Regions from separate parts of the Homo sapiens genome. Here region 2 is linked to region 1. Evidence: read pairs that join two places in POLR2A ChIA-PET (ENCODE). Cell type or tissue: IMR-90. All regions are shown on one strand.

Region 1 (2,500 bases):
CTTTAATTGCAAAAAAGATAAAATGTGTGTTTTAAACGTTTTTATTCCTAAAGGGAAACTGTAATACTGTGTCTAGGTTGAGCATACATTAGGCATTTATGTATCATGTCGTATGTATCCATACATATATTTAAGTACCATCTTATTTAACTTGTAGCCTAAAATTTTAAAAAATACACATTTTCTGGCTACCCACTAGGTGAGGATGATACAAGAATGGACGTAACAGGTCTCTGACATGTAGAAATAAGACATACATGAAAAAAGTGAGATAAATATCAGTTTAACACAATAACACTATGTACATTATGAATAGTTAAGTCTTATACTTCTAGGGAAGGAAGGAGACTTTTCTGAACTGATAGTTTGGGTAGGGTTACTGTAGGAGGAGAGAACTGAGCTGGACTTGTAGGATGGGGTTGAATTTCCTTGAGAGGAGTAAAGCGGGTATATGAGCAAATGCTTAGACATGAGGTATAAATTGAGCTTGGGCAATAGAAAGAATTCAGCTGTGGCTTGAGTAGAGTGTTAGGAAGCTGAATAGTTAGAGGAAATTTCAAAAATTAACTTGGGGCCAGACTGTAGAAGACCTTGAATTTTAACAGTAGGAGTTTGGACTCTAAGAAGTTAAGAGTTGGGGCAGAAAAAAAAAGAAAAAAAAAAAAAACCTTTGGGTATATGATACTTTATCCTTGAGTTACTGCTTATGTGATGGACATCACTAATAAGTTATGTTCTTAACCTAAAATGCTAGATATTTTTAGTTCTTGGTAATAAGCAATATGAAAGAGCTTGCTTTCTTTGTTACTAGTAAAATCTAGTGCATGAAATTGGCTTGTTAGCATAATCTCAGATTTCTTGGTTGGAAGAATTTTTATCACATAGCAAATAACTTGACAGTTGTTTATTTTTAGAGATGACAAATCAGTATTTTGCACTGACTCTGTGAATTTCATTTATACATTTCCATGTACTGTAAATTTATACCCTTATTTTTGGGGCACACTAAAATTAGCCCTTTTTAAAAAAGCTCTGGCTTATTTTGGCACCACTACCTTATTAGCCCAGACCCGTGGGCTACATTGTTTAACCTGCTGAACCCCATGTTTTTTCTTTGTAAAATTGGAAAGACACCTCCCTCCCAGGGGTGGTGAGATTGTCTAGTGAAGCAAGACAGTTGCAGTAATGTCAGGCACACATGTGGAGGTAGATACTCAGTAAATTTTGTCTCCCTCCCTCCTAAGATTGAAATGGTTGTGAGCAGAGACTTAAAGTAGACTTTCTTATTATTTAATGTAGACTTTCATATAGTGAAACTCAAGGAAATTTGTAAGGCAGTAACTTTTGTAAAGTCTGACTTTGTTATAACTTGGATTTTAAAATGTTGATATATCAATATAACTTAGTGATGTTTTTAAAAATAAATTGGCAACTGTTTCATGAGAATGTACATAAAAAACTGAACAATCAAAGGACTGAAGTATTTCTACAAAGTCATTTTATTTCATGAGCTAAAAACTGTGGCATTGAAAGCAAATGAAGTCCGGGAGGAATATTGTTATACCAAGCATGTTCTAGATCATGCTGTTAAAGAAGTGCAGTTAAATTTTTTTAACTGACTTTTTTTCTTTTGGCATACATCAGTAAATGTTAATATGTGTGTAGTTGTGTAACCCCCAACTGTAGTCAAGATACAGAACAGCTCTGTCACTCTAGAAAACTCCTTGTGCTATCCCTTTACTGCCACATTCTCTCCCTAACCCCTAGCAACCACTGATCTTTTTTCTATTTCTTTATGGACTAGAATAATGGGGGCTATCAAATCAGATGAATATCTTAAATATGATACCAATATAAAGATAAAATATTGAAATATCAAATAAGGTAGTGGTCATGAAAGTTCTTAGTACATAGAGGCATTAGTTATTTAAAAAATAGTTTTGACTGGGCGAAGTGGCTCATGCCTATAACCCAACAATTTCAGAGGCCGAGGTGGTAGGATCTCTTGAGGTCAGGCGTTCAAGACCAGCCTGGTCAACATAGTGAGATCCTCCCATCTCTACAGTCAGTCCAATAACTAAATAACCAACTAAGTAATTAAAAATAAATAAATAATAAATAAAATAGAAGAATAAAAAAATAATTGGCCAGGTTATGATGGTGTGTGCCTGTTGTCACAGCTGTTCAGGATGATGAGGCAGGAGGATCACTTGACTCCAGGAGTTTGAGGTTGCAGTAAGCTATGACTGTGCCACTGCACTCCAGCCTGGGCGACAGAGTGAGACCCTGTCTTAAAACCAAAAAACAAAAAGACCAAAACCAAAAACAAAATAGTTTCATATATAATATGAAGTCAGTGGGTGAAGTTTAGCAGAACTCTTCCACAAAGTCAAGTTTGTGTGAACTTCGACAGCTTTTTTCTTCAGAGGCTTTTAGGCTTATTTTTGAAAGACTTGTTTCACATGGTCCCGATAGCTGGAAATCCCTGTGTTGTCTTTTA
Region 2 (2,500 bases), 250 kb before region 1:
CTGCGCCTGGCCTGGGCTGGACTCTTAAAAGTAGATCTTAACATAATGGAAGTCTTGGACCCAGTGTCGAAGGGCCACGTACCCAACAACTCTCCAAGGGTCTAGGTGCTTTGCAACACGTAGACAGCCCAGGCCAGTGCTCTAGCAGGGTCCACATACTCCTGATGGTTTACAAAGTTCATTTAGGTGCTATACAGACAGCTTGAAAAATGTAAGACTAGTTTTCCATTTATGTAGTGGTAGATTTTTAAACAAGTATGTTTTAAATAAATGAGTGGAGGAAACTAAGACATGTATGTGGACATAACAGGGATGATGAAGGTGATATCACAAGGCTGACACATACCAGCTTACATGAGTGTGAAATTCCACAGCACAATCCTTTTAGGATCCTCTAAAATGGGTATCTCTTTGGTCATGTGCCCCTCGGGTATGGCAGTTGAAGCATCAGGAACCTTCCTGACTGTTTTCATTGGCAGTTGAGTGTTAGAGATTTGTATGCCAAATTACTTCTTAATAATGCTTATACTACTTCACATTTTAACAAAATGTTAAAATGGGAGGACAGCTGCCTCTGGGGTTCACAGACACTTTCCAAAGGACATGATGGCAGGGAGGGTTTTCAGGAAATCCATTTCCACATCTTAAGCCTTCTTCTCTTGCTTTTTGCAAATTGCATTTCCTGAAGACTAGCTTCACCTGCTTCCTTGTCCTACCTTTCTTTCAAAACTGCCCTTCTCCCCCTTTACAAGAGGAGAACCTGTCGCAATTCAACTCACTATTGCAGTAAGAAACCTTCATTAAGGCTGGACGCGTGGCTCACACCTATAATCCCAGCACTTTGAGAGGCTGAGGTGGGCAGATTGCTTGAGCTCAGGAGTTTGAGACCAGCCTGGGCAACATAGGGAAACTCCATCTCTACAACAAATACAAAAAAAAATTAGCCAGGCGTGGTGGTGTGCACCCGTAGTCCCAGCTACTTGAGGGGCTGGGGTGGGAGGATCGCTTGAGCCCAGGAGGTGGAGGCTGCAGTGAGCTGAGATCGCACCACTGCACTCCAGCCTGGGTAAAAGTGAGACCCTGTCTCAAACAAACAGAAAAAAAAGAAACCTCAATAAAAATTTACCTTTGTGTTTAATAATTATTTGTGATATGTTTGTTGATCAGTTATATACTAATAGCTGCAATAAACCAATCCAGAATTTGTAAATTAACAAAGCCTTAAAGTAGGACATTTTTTAAAATATCATTTTGTATGCATAAATACATCTTTTTATTGTAGAGAATTATGAAAAGCTAATGACTAAAAACTTTCAAACATAAAAATATATTACATCAAGAAAAAATTCTGTGGAGAAGTAGAATGGAAATACAGTTTTACATAGAGAAAGTAAGAATACAAGATTTGACTTAAGAGCTTGTTCTTGAGTTTTTTAATAGGTCATGGTTGCCGTCAAATTCTTATGGTATTTGTAATCCATTTAGTACATTTAAAAGAGTGGTATGTATATTTTATTTTAAAATGTCAATATGTATAATATATCAGGGATTTTAGAACATGTGAAAGGAGACAGAGTTGTTCAGAATTCCACTGGGGACTACACTAGAAGTTCGGAAACCATGGATACGTACACTTTCTTCAGAATCAAAGCGATGGCACTGTAGGTCCTCAGAGGGGAGGGCAGCTTTGAGCTTGGTCCTATCACCTTGATAAGGAATGTCCTCTACAGTAGCCTGACATCGGGTTACCTAGATATTCTTTGGACACTGTGACACAGAGTCCAGAACCTCTCAGCACAGAGGGATTACAGACTTAAGAATCCGGATAACTGGTTTCTAATCTTGGCTTTGCTGCTACCTATGTCATCTCAGGCAACTCACATCACCTATTTGGGCCTGATTTCCATGTGTATAAGTGAGAGAACTAATCCTTATTGTGTTTTTTAAAAGTCGAATAATGACATGAAATCCACCATCCTAATCCTAAGATGTGCCCGTTGGAGTTTAAAAAACAAAAGCAACAACAAAAACCTGTTCTTTCCCTACCTATCAGCCTTTCAGATATCAGAAGGCACCTTTTATGTTCCCCTCAAATCTTTACCAGTTTTAAAATATGTTGTTTTTCAACCTTGACTTACATAGTCTTTTTTTTTTTTTTTTCCCTTGAGACACAATCTCACTCCGTCACCCAGGATGCAGTGGTGCCATCCCAGCTCACTGCAACCTCCGCCTTCCGGGTTCAAGGGATTCTCATGCCTCAGCCTCCCAAGTAGCTGGAATCACAGGCGTGCACCACCACGCCTGGCTAATTTTTGTGTTTTTAGTAGAAATGAGGTTTTGCCATGTTGGCCAGGCTGGTCTCAAACTCTTGACCTCAAGTGATCTGCCCGCCTTACCTCCTAAAGTGCTGGGATTATAGGCGTGAGCCACTGCACCTGGCCCATAGTCATCTTACTGAGGATTATTTCTCCAGGCCAACTATTCTCAAACCTTTTGGTCT

Evidence for each region. ChIA-PET counts read pairs that join two places held together with the same protein. Peaks named below come from ENCODE experiments on the same cell type or tissue, not always from the same donor. Only the 100,000 strongest peaks of a DNase experiment are listed, where the experiment ranks them.
Region 2: POLR2A ChIA-PET joins it to region 1 with 15 read pairs; 10 of 35 experiments call an interaction of 5 or more read pairs at or near these places.

Annotation. Positions count from the first base shown.
Region 1 is chr2:30,491,930-30,494,429 of GRCh38, forward strand. All of the region lies in intron 1 of LCLAT1 (lysocardiolipin acyltransferase 1), which reads left to right. Among named protein-coding and RNA genes, the nearest start is that of LCLAT1, 46 kb to the left of the region's middle. In IMR-90, no CTCF peak of the experiment used is centred here; no DNase peak of the experiment used is centred here.
Region 2 is chr2:30,243,817-30,246,316 of GRCh38, forward strand. All of the region lies in intron 2 of LBH (LBH regulator of Wnt signaling pathway), which reads left to right. Among named protein-coding and RNA genes, the nearest start is that of LBH, 14 kb to the left of the region's middle. In IMR-90, no CTCF peak of the experiment used is centred here; no DNase peak of the experiment used is centred here; H3K27ac peaks cover 580 bases.